Linked DNA regions of Homo sapiens: region 1 is linked to region 2. Evidence: chromatin loops called from intact Hi-C (ENCODE). Cell type or tissue: PC-9. All regions are shown on one strand.

Region 1 (8,000 bases), 690 kb after region 2:
CATTTCATTAAGTGGCATTAGGTAACATCCTGAGTTTGCTTTCCATGGAGGCACAGTCTTCTCTAAAGGCAATGAGGACCTGTTCCAGCGTGCCTCTCCTCACTCTCAACTCTGGCGTATTTCTCCTCAGGTTTCACTGGCTAGAACTATATCACAATATTGTTTACATCAATCACTGGCATGAGGAACCAACTGCTTCCATTAGCTTAGACCACAGTTCTGACTCAGTAGGTCTAGGGTGGCAACTAATAATCTGCATGTCTAACAAGTTCCCAGGTGATCCTGATGCTGTTGGTTTGAGAACCACGGAGTTTAGACAATTTAAGATTTACCACCTGAACACACTTATGGCCCTTCCAGCAAATGAGAACAGGAGGGAGAGTTTTAGGTGGAAACAGGCAATGGAGCTCTTCTACATGGTCTTTGCAGACTTTTGATGTTTGCTGAGACACTGGTCAGGGTACCTGCGAGTGGGGAAAAGTACTGCAAAGAAGGCTAGCAACATGTATACCAGTATTCAGAAGCCAAGCAAGCTATTTTAAGATCCCTGGAAGGTAAGCTGGAGATTTTCATGCTATGACAAGTTTGCATAGACCGTTTTATTTACTCTAAGCATTGTATTCTGGCTAAAGATTACACAGAAAGATGTGGCAGTCACTGATGCTCTTTCCCACATATTTCTGACTCTCCACTTTTGGGCCACATGATGGTACTGCACTTCTTTGTTCCCCTTGAGGTTACATACGGGCAGATGACTTGATTTAGAGAATGCACAAGCGATGATGAACTACAGTGGCACTTCCTGCTATAGTGATTACAGAATGTGGGTTGAGATAAAGCTTCTATCAGACTAGGTTCCTGAGTGAAGGAGCAGGGCCTCTCTAATGAACCATGGTGGACACGCAGAGTAAGCAAAAAATAAACTCCTGTTGTGTTAAGTCACTGAAATTTGGGGATTTGTTACTGCAGTATAATCAAACCCATCCTAATACAAAGGATGTAAAACTTTTATACTGCACTTTAATTATTCGTTTTTTTCCTTTAAGCTCAAATGCCCCTTTAAAAAAAATCCTGATTACCCTTCAAGCTCTGGCTTGAGTTACATCTTCATCATCACTCCAGCCAACATTTATCTCTTTGTGTGAACAACAATTGCAACTCTAAGAAAAATCACGAGGTTTAGCACTTATTTTATAATTGCCCATATATATTAGTATCACCTCACTGACTATATCAGAGACTTAGGAGGGCAGAGTTCATGTTGTAGGCATCTTTGTACCATCTTGAGCAAAGGAGGAAAATGAGTAGTTTTTAGATAAAATCTAGCTGGAGAATGGATGTCAATATTTTCTAGTATTTCAACTTTTCCATGTGTTATTTGCACACAGTCAGGCAGTTATTGAGCACATATTGCTGCAGAGTTATACAGAAAATTTGAGAGCAGAGTTGCAAGTAGCCACGTGCTTGCTTCATTAACTGTGCTTGTGGCAATTTTTACCACCTGTGCAAATTTCCATTTCTCTGAACAATCTGACTATACATGTCCTGTTCACTCCCTCTTTCCAAAATGAATTAAGGAGAAGAGAAAACAGTGGTGATAAGAGAAAAAAAAAATCAGCTAGTGAGATTTAAAACAAAATTTGGTGAGCTTATACTAAATTGCTGCTTAAATATGGGAAATGACATTGATTGTTGAAAAGAAATACAGCCTAAGTTTCATTAACACCAATAACCTAAACATGGGACTTTGTGATGTTATCTGGCCTAGTCCTTTGTCTTCAGATTTGTGCTTTCAAGCATGCAAAGTATCATGGTTCTTAAAAGTTAAGAGGCTGACTGAAGGTCCCTTGCTTACTAAGTGATGAAGGTAGCACTGAAACACAGGTCCTAGTAATGGGCAACTTTAAATACTCAACACCTGTGGGTAGACTATCTTGTTAGCATGAAATGTAAAATTATATTTTGAAGAATTACAATTTTTGAGCTCTTAGGAGAGGAAATGCTCAACATAGGTGTGTAGACTATCTCATTAGCATGAAATGTAAAATGATATTTTGAAGAATTATGATTTTTGAGCTCTTAGGAGAGAAAAATATTTTGAACCTGGCCCCCCATTGTGAATAGAAACTAAAATGGGAAAATTTGGAGAAATAAACCAATAAGGAATAAAGATCATAAGTCATTCATGCTAAAACCTGTGATGAGAGTTAAAGAAAAGTCATTTAATTTTTCAAAGGTAAACGGAAAATGCAAGCATGTCTACAATGCCTTAAAGCTCAGTAGCTGCTTATCTTGTCAAAAATGTAACTATCAGAGCTGGATAACACAGAACAAGCATGAGGATGCATTTTACGATGATAAGGTAGCAACAGGAAATAACATATTTATAATCAATACAATAGTGCCAAATTTGCTTGGGTGAAGTCATACAAAAGAGGGGTGACTTATGGTTACAAAAGGAAGGAGCAAGCTCAGTTTTGTGCTATTTGACTACAGGAGTGCTCTGGAACGCCAAGGAAGATTGGACCAGCAGTCCAATTCTACCCACACCATTTATTAAATAATTAATACGTAATCATTTCAAAAAGTACTAGCTGGGAACTGGCTCTAAATCTAAATATCACTAATGACAATGTATGTAGAGGCAAATTCAATCCTGGTTTCCAAACAACTTTACAATCAACAACTTGTGGAGTTTACTCTGTGTGCAAGTTGTATTACTGCTTGCACCTTGGAATCCTCCTTCATTGCTACCCTTAGAATCCAAGCTAAAGGGACTCTCTTACAGGAGTGAATGCCTTAAGGGAAGTGCCTTTGGTGTTTGAGGAACCAAAAGCTCCTGGCCCTGACCCAAAACTAATCCACATTATTGTAAGGTACATCCAATATTAAAGGCACTATGGTGATGTTTTAGTACAGTGAGTCCTTAGCGTTCCTTAAAACTTCAGCTTCATTTGGCAACTGATGCCTCTTGGGGAGCAAAATTACTTACATCATTAAAACTTCATCAAGTCATAATTTTATTATAATTGTTAACATAAATAACTGCAGTAAATAAGTACAGAGTGATCGATTTGTTCTTGATATCTCAAGGGAGTCTTTATTTAGCTTTGATATATAAAATCAGGACATTATTTATTTGCATTACAAACTGCATATCAACTATTCACTTGGGCATGTTTTAATTGGTTTTAGGTTTTGCACATTCCATAACTGAACTGTGTAAGCAGGTTGGCTTCAAAAATAAGGTCTCATGTAACAGCTAAGTCTATATGACGATGTGTCATATGGCGTGTCAAACATTTTTCTGCTTTCCTCTGCTTCCCATCCTGACATCAGAAAAAACTTTGTTCTAGTGAAATAGAAAATAAATTCTGCTAAGATGGGATAAAAGGGGAGCATGTGAATAAGACCCTCTTCTTTCCTGGCCAGCAGCAAGTGCCTCCAGCTGTCTGATCTGCCTCAGTAGCCCAGCACAAATTTTTTAGTTGACTAATGCTCCCCACTTCCGCCGACAACAGAGTAAGATATCACCTGCTAAGATAAATTACCATAATATAATGATTGAAGGGAAAATATATGGTGTAATAGAGAGGTCTAAATACCCGTAAGTGGAAAAAAGCATAAACGACCATTTTAATTAATTTCCTAATGTAAAACACAGCTGTAGTAATGTTGGCAAGTCTCACCTGCCCGTTTTAAATTTGTGACATGAAATCATGCCACTTAATTAAGTCTTAATGCACAAAAATATATTTTATTTACTTTTTATGGAATACCAGCATTTAAAGCTTTCTATTTATGTGTGTAAGCGCTTTATAAATTACTTGAAATACTGAAAAAATCTGACTACTACTAACCGGCAGTTACAAGTACCAGTTTTAGTTTCAATAATTAAATGCCTTTTTGGTGGACTCCTGCTGCTATGTGAACTAGCTGTAGGCTATTAAAGTAATGAGTCCGGACAGAGTCATCTGATCTCATGGTTGGTGGAAAACTCAAGGAAAAGGGCTTTGCCCACAATTCCTAGTCTGTTTACCAGACTGCAACCAGACTGCCTGCTGGAAGCATTATAAAGCCTCTGGGCTTCCCCTTCCCCCTTCCAGCAAGTATCTTTTTTTTTTTTTTTCCTTTTTACAAGTGTTGTCTAGGAAAATATGGTATTATAGAGCCCTCTGCAGGCCAGAAGTTTTGTAGTGTAGCTTACCAGCATGATTTTTCTTAAAGTGGCAGTAAGAGAGGGGAAAAGCATAATTGTCAAAACTTCGTAAATCAGATCTCATTAAGAAATATGTTTGTCATAAGGGCAGACTGGCATCGATTCTTCCAGAAGACTCACTGAAAAAGAGCATCTCTGTTAACTTGTTTAAGGGATGTTGCCTTGATAGCAAAATTTTGGAGGGCCCCTGGTAACTTCATAATGGGTTGCAGTGTTAGGGATTATATCATCTTCATCATCATCGTAATTCTTAAAATAATCCATGAAAAATACAGGGCTCTGAACTGTTCACTTAAAAATGCAATTTCTGGCCAGGCATGGTGGCTCAAGCCTGCAATCCCAGTGCTTTGGGAGTCCGAGGTGGTAGGACTGCTCGAGACCAGGAGTTCAAGATCAGCCATGTAGTGAGATCCTGTCTCTACAAAAATAGAAAAGTATTTTTTTAAAAAAAGAATTTATATCACACCTGGGCTTTAGAAGCCTAGGTATAAGGAAGAAGAAATTAGAAGTCAGTTATACGAACTCTATGATTTCCTCAGCCAAGTTTTCATTCGAATGAATGAAGTGTATGCCTAGAAAAATTCAGTGAATTTCTTAAGTGTTTTAGGGAACTTAGTATAAATTTTTACAGGGCATTTTATATTGTGTTTTAAACTTTTTGGATGAAATGGATATAAATCATTACAGAAAGAAATACATAAAGATAAAAATGAGGAAGTGCATTGAAGACAAACAGAACAAATAAATAAGGTCTGATTTTCATTTAGATGGTACTTTTCGAACCACATTTTATGTTGGTTATAAAGTATTCTTTTTTTGTTGGAGACGGAGTCTCACTCAGTCGCCCAGGCTGGAGTGCAGTGGCACGATCTCAGCTCACTGCAACCTCTGCATCCCAGGTTCAAGCAATTCTCCTGCCTCAGCCTCCTGAGTAGCTGGACTGGACTACAGGCTCACACCACCATGTCTGGCTAATTTTTTGTATTTTAGTAGAGACGGGGTTTCACGGTGTTGCCCAGGCTGGTCTCGAACTCCTGAGCTCAGGCAATCCGCCCGCCTCGGCCTCCCAAAGTGCTAGGACTACAGGCATGACCCACCGCGCCAGGCCTTATAAAATATTCTTAAAGTCAGCAAAATAACCAAATAACTTAAAGTCAGCAAAATAACTTTTAATAGGAAAATTTTTCCTAATATTTTCAAGTCAGCAAAAGTACTAACAGCTTTTAATAATGGGTTTTTTTTTGCATAATAGTCAAGAGAGTATTAATTTAAAAGAGGAAGCATTTGACCAAAATATTTCCTTTTATTGAGTTTAATCTGTGCCAGGTAACTCATAAACCTCCTGGAGCACCCAGAGATACATGCTTCTAACAACTCACAGAGGTGCCAGAGCCGTCTCCTCAAAGTTCCTCACCCTGGCAGTAAAACATTATGATCAACATTCGCCTAGAAGCCAGGATAAGTGGAAGAAATGGGAAGTGATATGATGATGAAAAGAATCAGATATTGCATATGTTAAAATTTCCTTCCACAGCATTTTAATCATTTAACAGGGTCTCTTTAAGGACCCGAAGGGAGTTATGAGGAGGCCGTGGTCTGGAGGCAAGAACCCAGGCTGTGGTTGTTGGCGGCAGTCTCCAGATGAGCCTCAGCAGCTCCCTGGGGACTCTGGTGACATTCTAAGACCATGCCTTCTGTGGTTGTTTAGCATAACTGACTGCTGCTTTTCCCAAGGACAGCCATTTGGTGTTGGAGGTTTTTCTAGTCTTCTCTACTCAGTGGTATAGACAAGACCAGCATGTCCTTAGGGTAATGTCTGCAAGGGTTTGGGTTCCAGTAAAATGACTCTTCCAAACGAAAACCCGAAATTAAAACGTCGAGTTTCCAGATTTGTTGAATTCAGAAACAAGTGCTCTCGGCATGAACTGTCAACAGCCAAAGTTAAAACAGGCCAGCTGGTGGCTCCTGTGGGATCGTCTCCACACACTCTATCCCAACTTTGCAGAGTTGAATGTCAGACATTATTCTATCAGGCCTGGAATCCGCTGCCAGACTCAGCCTCCTTCATCCGGCTTATCTCCTACTGGGAGGCTGTGGCTGACTGGATGGAACTGCACACTTCCCAGCAGATGTTGGGCTGCCAACGGATGGGAGCATGGCTGGGCTGGCGCCGCCAACATTTACAGTCATTCCTCTTGCTCCATTCCCCCTGCAGCCCCCCAGCCCTGTCCCACCAACGCCTGCTTGCAGACTTGGCACACTAGGAGAGGACAGGTGATGAGGATTAGGCCAAACGTATTTGCATATCGTCAGCACAGGGAAGGAAATTAACACCACAGTGACATGATTTAGTGGCTAACCTTAAACCTGAGAAAGGTCTGAACCAATTTTTGAGCACTATGAGACTGAGGGAGATGTAAAATGCAACCCATCTGGCAGGGATGGGCTTGTCCAGGGTTAATGGAAGAAACAGAAATGAATTAGTTTGAGTATGAAGTGTTGTTTAACGTTCACTCACAAATTATGAGTGGGCCTTATACTTGGGCACAAGAAATGCCACCTTTACTGTATTCTTGTGGGATGGGGACGGGGACTGAAAATGGTGGGACAGTTTTCATGATCATTTTCTCCTCTGGCAGCTGTATCACAATCTTTTGAGACCGAGTCTTGCTCTGTCGCCCAGGCTGGAGTGCAGTGGCGCCATCTCGGCTCACTACAAACTCTGTCTCCCTTGTTCAAGCAATTCTCTGCTTCAGCCTCCCGAGCAGCTGGAATTACAGGCGCCCGCCACCATGCCCGGCTGATTTTTGTATTTTTAGTAGAGATGGTGTTTCACCATCTTGGCCAGGCTGCTCTTGAACTCCTGACCTCATGATCCACCCGCCTCGGCCTCCTAAAGTGCTGCGATTACAGGCGTGAGCCAGTGTGCCCAGCTCACAATCTTAATAGGCCCTTAAGGACAATGTTGACCATTTGTCTGCAGCCAAATTCAGAAATGCTCTGACAATTAGGTATTTCAGAAACTGAACATTTCATACAATTTTTGTTCACTATAATAAGAGCATAAAAACTTTTCACAATCTCTCACAAAGTTAAGTGAAAGAGAAAATGAATTAGTACCCATGAAGTATATTTTCATTTTTCTAAAGCTGCTTCTCATGGGAAAGTCAGAAAAGGGGCTGATTTTTTAAAATGATTATTTAGACAACTGAGTCATTCTGTAATTTGAAGCCAGCAAGAAGGCAGCTAATGCTATTTCAATTTGCTGTCATATGAAGGTACCTAGAAAAATGAATGCCATTAAAACTTTCTTCTCATTTTTATGAATCCAGTAAGGTAATGTGTGCATTCTCTGGGCAAATCCGCATAAAGCTGCTTTAATTTGTTTTCTGCTAAGACAATGGTGAGTTAGTTTCTCTGTAAGTAAGCACAAGTCTAGCATCCCTTGGAACACAACATGACATCCATCGTGAACACAGTGCTTTACCAACACACAGTGACTGACTACAATCTAGCTAAAGACAAATGCCAGACATATATTTTTAAAAATAGGGTTATTCCCTTTAATGCTGCCATCTTAGGAGGATATATGTACTTACTCTACTGCACTGCCATTTTATTACTCAAAAACATTTTGGACTTCCTATTGAAAACACCTTTGGAAAATACCTGGACTTCTATGGAAGATCACTAAGGGTGGTAACTATCACTGAGGAGCCAAAGGCCATTTGTAGTCAAGTTTGGAGAATAATGTAGGTAATTCAGCTCCCAGAACCCCTTA
Region 2 (8,000 bases):
CGCCTGTAATCCCAGCAATTTGGGAGGCCGAGGGGGGTGGATCACGAGGTCAGGAGTTCAAGACCAGCCTGGCCAAGATGGTGAAACCCCATCTCTACTAAAAATACAAAAATTAGTGCTGGGCACAATGGCTCACACCTGTAATCCCAGCACTTTGGGAGACCAAGGCAGGTGGATCACCTGAGGTCAGGAGTTCGAGACCAGCCTGATCAACATGGAGAAACCCCATCTCTACTAAAAATACAAAAAAAAAAAAAATTAGCTGGTCATGGTGGTGCATCCCTGTAATCCCAGCTACTTGGGAGGCTGAGGCAGGAAAATCACTTGAACCTGGGAGGCGGAGGTTGCGGTGAGCTGAGATTGCACCATTGCACTCCAGCCTGGGCAATAAGAGTGAAACTCTGTCTCTAAAAAAAAAAATAAAATAAATACAAAAATTAGCCAGGCATGGTGGCAGGCGCCTGTAATCCCAGCTACTGGGGAGGCTGAGGCAGGGAATTGCTTGAACCCGGGAGGCGGAGTTTGCAGTGAGCCGAGATTGTGCCACTGCACTCCAGCCTGGGTGACAGAGCAAGACTCTGTCTCAAAAAAAAAAAAAAATTAGCCAGGTGCGGTGGTGCGTGCCTGTAGTCCCAGCTACTCGGGAGGCTGAGGCAGGAGAATCACTTGAACCCAGGAGGCGGAGATTGCAGTGAGCCAAGATTATGCCATTGCACTCCAGCCTGGGTGACAGAGCAAGACACCATCTCAAAACAAAAACAAAAACAAAAACGTTACGCCATGTGTAATTAAAAGTGTTGGTAGCATTTCACAACCATCTGCCTTTTGTTTGTGCATCTATCAGTATTTCCAGGCCTCAAGGATGAGGCAGGGACTAAGAATAATTTATTCATTCTGTAGAATTCTTTACAAAATTCATACTCTTGCTCCATGAAGAGTCTGAGACTGATTCTTGTCATGGCTCTGTGAACTTGGCCAAGTCCTCTGAACTCTCTGAATCTTGGCTTCCTCAACTGGAAACTGAAAAGAACAATTCTGGCCCCTCCAACTTTATTAGGAACCTGGAGAGGAGCTAATAAAATGCTGGACATGGCCGGGCATGGTGACTCACGCCTGTAATCCCAGCACTTGGGTAGGATGAGGCAGGCAGATCACAAGGTCAGGAGTTCAAGACCAGCCTGGCCAACATGGTGAAACCCCATCTCTACTAAAATACACAAATTAATAGGCCAGGTGCGGTGGCTCACGCTTGTAATCCCAGCACTTTGGGAGGCCGAGGCACGTGGATCACCTGAGGTCAGGAGTTCAAGACCAGCCTGACCAACATGGAGAAACCCCGTGTCTACTAAAAAAAATACAAAAAATTAGCCGGGTGTAGTGGCGCATGCCTGTAATCCTAGCTACTTGGGAGGCTGAGGCAGGAGAATCTCTTGAAGCCGGGAGGCGGAGGTTGCAATGAGCTGAGATCGTGCCATTGCACTCCAGCCTGGGCAACAAGAACAAAACTCTGTCTCAAAAAATAAATAAATAAATAATAAAAAATAAAAATACAAAAATTAGCCAGGGGTGGTGGTGCACACCTGTAGTCCCAGCTACTTGGGAGGCTGAGGCAGGAGAATTGCTTAAAGATGGGAGGTGGAGGTTGCAGTGAGCCAAAATCATGCCATTGCACTCCAGCCTGGTGACAGAGCGAGACTCTGTCTCAAACAAAACAAAACAAAACAAACAAACAAGAAAACTGCTGGACACAGAAGTCCACCTGAGCAGCCTAAAGTAATAGATGGAAGTTAAGGATTAATATGATGATCTGTGAATATGTGTCTGAAGTGGAAATGAAAGAAAAATAAGAAACAGAGACAACGTAGTCAAAAGGAGTAACGGTGTTCCCTGATTTGCCATGTATTAGCTGAGTGATCCTAATCTCTCTGGGTCTCAGCTTCCTCATCTGTAAAGTGGGGATTATAATAATAGCTGCTCTTTCCATTTGATAAGACTATTGTATCAAATGGGTCAGTGAGTGTGAAAATGTTACTTGGAAGAGACCATCTAACTGTTAATTATTATTAATACTGATAGTAGTTCTCCTAGAAGAAGTTCCAGTGTTCTTCCAGGGCTTCAACTAGTTTGGTCACCTTTGGAAATGAAATCTATCTTTTGAGATCACACGGTAGTCACAGGCAGGGACTGAGCCTAATGAGTAGGAGCCTGGCTCCTGGCATGACACTGCTAGGATTCAAATTTCATCTCTGCCACTAATAGGCTATGTGATCCTGAGCAAGCATTTAACCCTTCTTTGACTTAGCTTCTCCATCCATAGAATGGGGATGATAATTATGTAGTCTCTTACCTGCTGGAGTTGTAAGAATTAAGTGCCATAATACATGTGTGCTATCCAGTACACAGAAGATATTTGTAGGTATCTTTATTCTTGGATATAGGGTATTACTCTCGGGTATTCTTGGTGGCACCTTGGCCCCATACTGCCTAATTTACAACATTTGCTGTAACTTTAACTTATCAAATAGCATCCCAGAGTAAGCCTGATACTAGAAAAATATGACTGAATGAAAAAGCATCTATATCTACAGCTACATGGCTGAGGCCCTTTTGGCTCCTACTAAAACCATTTGCTTTCTTTTTGAGACAGACTCTAGCTCTGTCACCCAGGCTGGAGTGCAGTGGCATGATCTTGGCTGCAACCTCCACCTCCCTGATTGAAGCAATTCTCCCCGCCTCAGCCTCCCGAGTAGCTGGGATTACAGGTGCCCACTACCATGCCTGCCTAATTTTTGCATTTTTAATAGAGACAGGGTTTCACCATGTTGGCCAGGCTGGTCTTGAATGCCTGAGCTCAGGTGATCTGCCCGCCTCGGCCTCCCAAAGTGCTGGGATTACCGCCGTGAGCCACCATGCCTGGCCTTCTCCATTTTAGAGCCAGCAAGCCAATCATATTTCAAGGCCTCTGGTCCCCTTTTGTGAAAGAAATCTCTAGGTAGGGCAAGTTTTCCACCCTCCTCCAGCTCCTGCAGTTCCAGAGCAGTTTCTAACCTGCTGTCACAGAGTGAGGATTTCCATGTCCTTAGGCAGTGGATGAATGAGAGGGTGAGTGAGAAGCTAAGTTAGATAATGGCATCATTAGGTAATAAGTTAGTGCACAAAGATCTACATGGAGGTGATAAGGTGGAAGGAGCAGGGGGTAACAGATGCATAAATCTGTACTAGGGATTTTTTTTTTTTTTAAAGATACACTTTCAAAAAGCCATTCCAGGCTGGGTGCAGGGGCTCATGCCTGTAATCACAGCACTTGGGAGGCCAAGGTGGGAGGAATGCTTGAGCCCAGGAGTTCGAGACCAGCCTGGACAATACAGTGAGACCCCCATCTCAAACAAATAACATAAAAAAAAAAATAAAGCCATTCCAGGCAGAATGGAGAATCACAGAAACTTATCAAGTCGAATAATGAAATTCGTAGGGCTGCAGTTCTTAAACTTGAGTGTGCATTAGAATCACTTGAAGGGCTTGTTAAAACATTGCTGGGCCCACCCCCAAAATTTCTGATTCAATAGGTCCAGAGTGGGGCCTCAGGAATTGCATTTCTAGTTAGTTCCCAGGTGACGTGGGGACCACAATCACTGTCATAGGGAATCTGAGAAGAGTTGCTGTAAGGCTGTCTTATTAGAAATGGTCCTCAGACGTAAGTGAGGCCCAAGAAAGAGTCCAAGGAGCTACAGAGATAGGAGAGTCCAGGGGCTTCCCACAGCCTGGACTTCCTGAGCCACAACAAATGGGGCCTACTAGTGTGTTGGTGGCATGATTGAACATATAGGCTGACCAGGCACTCTCACCCATGAGACTCTCCTTATCCAGACCTTGGCTGATATGTGGTGGCGGGGGGAGTTTGGGGGAAAGTGTTCAGCGTTTCCTCTCAAACGACAGGGCGGGGTGGGGTGGGGTTGGGAGGAAGGAGCTCGCAGGAGAACTGCTTGATACTTCCCGCCCCACCGCGGTTAATCACTGTCTAGAGAAGCCGAGGTTAAGTGGCTCTGACCTATCACCCATCCCGCTTAGGGTCCAGCTCAGAGAGCGGGCGCATAGGGCCTGGTGGAACAGGCTGCCCTCTGGGGATGGGGGATTGGGGCCGCTGCTCCGGGCAGAGCCGCGGGATCCGAGCCAGCAAGGATGCTGGGACTCGCCGCGACTTCCGCCTCTGGCGATCGGCAGTGGGGGGCGCACCAAGACAGCAGTTCGGGAGCTGCGCTTTGTCACCGAGGCGGCGAGGGGCGGAGGGCGCAGAAAGGGGCCGCGGAGAAAGGACAAGGCGGCCGACCAGCTCCCAGGATGGAAAGGGACCCTCAAGGGGCTCCAGGCAGCACCTGGGGCAAGGGGAGGGACTGATACTCCCGGCCGGAGCCCAACCTGTGGCGCGTGCTTCAGTCCTGAGCCAGCGGCTCCCTGGCTTCTGGGCTGGCATCCGTCCTACCCTCCTCCCGCTGCAACACGCCCCTGATAGCCGCTCCCCCACCCTCTGAAACTCACCCGCACAGACTCACCGCCAGGCTTCTGGGCTGGGATCGCGCAGTCCCTCCACGTCGCGGCGCCCTGAGGCCCCTCCCGGTGAGCCACCCGGCCTTCGTGCCTTGCTCCCCGGATACCAACCTCACCTGGCTCCCGCGCGTCGCTCACCGCCCGCGGGGACAGCGGCCGCATCCGCCCAACCCACTTGGGAAGGGGGATCCCTATCTGGGTCTTTCAATCATACCCAAGGCATCGCAGTTTTCTGTCTGGGTGTTAGGGAAAGCAGTCCATGGTCCTGGGGCACGGCGTTAATGTCAGAGGAGAATCTGGCCCTTGGAGTCTGGACAACTTGCGTTAAAATCCTGGCTTGGCCTCTTCCCCACTGTGTAACTCTGAGCAAATTCCTCAACCTCTCGGGGAGTCCGTTTTCCCGCTGCACGACGGGAGGGACTGTGCCTCGTCGGACGCTCAGAAGCTCAGTAGGAGGGGAGTGGGGACTAGTCTGGGCCAGGAGGGGTCTCTAGGCAAGTCAGTCCCCAGAACTCCGCATAGAGAGAGTTTTCCATTTCACGGGAGGGAGAGGCTAAGCCAGCCCAACCAGCTGGACTTCCTTGCCTGGGGTGGGGAAAGGGGGCGTCGGGGCAGTTCTCTCATCCCACACCTGGTAAACCGACTCCTCTACTCCTTATTAGGCGCCACCGAGTCTTCCGTCTTCCGGGCCCAGGAGAGGGGAAGGGGCTTTGGCCTCCTCAGCTTGGGAACTGAGAGAGACACAGGGTCAGAGAGCACACAGAGACAGAGAGACACCCGCACCCTGGAGGAAGAATTTTGGGACCATCGAGTTGTCCTCTACTACTCCACAGCCCGAAATGATGCCTCCACCCAGATTTGTGGTCCTGCATTGCCCTTGTTGGGTGGCCCTGACAGGCGCTGCAGTGGGCAGGTTCCCTCTTACAGTGCAGGGGTGGAAGAGGGTGGAGATGGTGCCCCATGGCAGGGGACTGGGAGTAGGGGGAGCAAGGTGGTCAGGTTTGTCTGGCCCTTGGATAGCCCAGTGCTTGGAAAGGATTTGTGCCTGGACAAAATCTATTAAAAACAAACAAAAGATCCTGAAAACATATCCTCCCCTGACCCCACTCCAATCTCTTCTCAATAATGTAAATGAAGCAATGTTGTAATACAGTGATAATAACAGGACAGTTCCCTGGACTCTGGGTTTCCTTTATCCCAAAGGAAGGTCAGCCCAAGCCGAGTCCTGTCTTTTACAGGAGAAACCCCAGCGGGGTGATTCTCTCCCTGATGCAGGTCCAGAGCCTAGAGGTTTGGATGGAGGCACATGCAGAACATAAAGGATGTCCCCAGCCAGGTTGCAGGTGTGACCAGGCCTGGCCAGACTCTTGGGTTTTGCCCCTTGGACCAATCAATCCTGGAGGTCAATTTGAAGGGGGTAGCAGCCATGTAAGGGAAAATACCCTGGTAAAGGGTACTCTATGAAATGGCTCAGGGAATTGTGCCTGGAGTATGGTGGCTCCAAGGGTGTGGGGGATCTGGGAACTGAAGGCCAACTTCTCTGCCTCTGCATTTTCGTGGGAAGAGGGCTGATGGCTATGTGAAGGGGCCATACCTAAGAGGTTAAAACTGCCTGGGTGACCTTGGTGAGTCCTGCTCCTTTCCAGAAATGTTCTCAGGGCCTCAGTGGATTGCAATGGTCAGAGAGGGACTGGGCTTTGTCTCTTAGGGTCTCCAGGATCAGCAGCTGCACTGATATTTCTGACATTCTGGCCTCAGGCCCTGAGACCCTTCCCACATGCTTCGGCAGAGCAGTTCTCCTACCCTACATTCCTGAGGGTGGCTCTCCCAACCCCCTCCATGAGTTAATCTAGAAATGAGGTAGAGAAGAGGCCTTGGTCACAAAAAATCACAAGATAAATTTTTGGAAGAGAAGTCTCAGAAGGCAATGCTTAGCACCTTCCTAATTCTCAAATTGTGAAAGTGGCCTTTGAGCTGGAGGGAGGGGTTGAATCCTGATGCTCATTTACACATCAGCTTTCTGTCTGTGCTTTGGGTTTCTCAGCCACAAAATAGAGATGATTCATGCTGTCTTCCTCAGAGCCTGTTGTGAGGCTGGAGAGCTAATACATGTGAAACGCTTAGAGCAGTGACTGCTCTTATCATGTGGGAACTCCAGACTTCTAAGAGGGATTTCTCTTTGCCCTCCTGGAAAAGTATGTGTGGTGTGGGTGAGGGATGGGGGTGGCAGGGTGAGGACTAGTCCATCCAGCTGTGTGGGCCCTGAGCCTTCCAGCCATGCAGGTGCTTCTAAGGGCAGGAGGGACACTCTCTGAGAGGCCCACAGACCTGCCTAAACCCCAGTAAAGGCTGAGGCTTTGTGGAGGGTTGCCTTATGGAGAGTTAAAGCATTGCTGGGGGTTGAGGCATCCCTGAAGGCCAGGGAGGGACATGGCCTTGGAAGGGAGACTGAGCTTGGTTTGACACTCAGCCCTGACCTAGCTATCTGAGTCAAGACCACTAGTCATTCTACAACTGTAGGAAAAAATGCACTGTGGACTCTTGAGGCCTTTTAAAGGACTGTTAAATTAAATGAGATTGTTAGATTAAATGAGAAATGGGTGTTGATGTTCTTTGTAATAAAAGCAAACTTCAGGACAATAATGAAGAAGAAGAATCCATAGCATCTCTGCTAGGGTTGAGGAGGGAGATGTCTGAGCCTTTGGGTGCTTGGGTGTTGGAGAATTGCTCTTGGACACAAACTGCACTGGGCCCTTCCAGTCAGTGGCTGAGGTGGCAGCAAACCTTGAGCTTGGGGAGGTCTTCAGCTGCCAGTCTCACCCTGGGTCCTCCAGCCCTAGGATGGGCCAGTGGTGGGAATGGGGATGTGGACCAGACATCCTTAGCACAGGGCCAGGAAGCTACCAGGCTGGCCTTAAGGAGCCCAGGCAGACAGGTGTACAGGCAGGAGTGCAGCAGGGTCAGCTGCCTCCCAGGACCTGGCCCTCCATTCCAGGAGGGTGGAGAGGAGGGGGCACTCTTCAAAATCAGAGTTCCAGAAGCCGCAGTTTCCCCCTGTCTGAAGGAGAAAGTGTTCCACGGTGCCTGCCACAGTTACACAGCTGCCACCGACTTTCTCAGCAGATTCCACTGCAGTGCAAGGAGGTGACAGGAGTGGTCAACCCTCATCTACCTGCAAGTGTGAGATCCACTCGACCTTATTCCCCAGGGGTGCACCCAGCAGTGGCACTAGGTTCCCAAAAGGGCATCAGCAGCTGCCAAGGCAGAAGGGGGAAGCGGGTCCCAGAACCACCCACCTCCGGCTGTCCCCACCGCGAGGACCCAGCAGTCTGGCGCCCCCACCACGGCCTGGAAGATGACGGAGGGCCCAAGACTAATATTCACGACAGCCAGACCACGCTTATTGTTTAGAAGGAAGCTCCCTTTGTTCTTACTTTTTAACCAAAGAGAAGCGA

Evidence for each region. Peaks named below come from ENCODE experiments on the same cell type or tissue, not always from the same donor. Only the 100,000 strongest peaks of a DNase experiment are listed, where the experiment ranks them.
Region 1: a loop joins it to region 2, with 12 times the contacts of the local background. A loop is called at or near these places in 4 of 110 quality-filtered maps.

Annotation. Positions count from the first base shown.
Region 1 is chr7:27,917,222-27,925,221 of GRCh38, forward strand. The region is part of intron 2 of JAZF1 (JAZF zinc finger 1); the gene reads right to left. Among named protein-coding and RNA genes, the nearest start is that of TAX1BP1-AS1, 180 kb to the left of the region's middle. RefSeq lists an enhancer at 5,936-5,985. In PC-9, CTCF peaks have their summits at 4,174 (motif pointing left) and 4,374; DNase peaks (open chromatin) are centred at 770 and 4,070; H3K27ac peaks cover 318 bases.
Region 2 is chr7:27,231,298-27,239,297 of GRCh38, forward strand. No RefSeq gene overlaps it. Among named protein-coding and RNA genes, the nearest start is that of EVX1, 7.5 kb to the right of the region's middle. In PC-9, a CTCF peak has its summit at 4,257 (motif pointing right); a DNase peak (open chromatin) is centred at 4,464; H3K4me3 peaks cover 891 bases; H3K27me3 peaks cover 336 bases.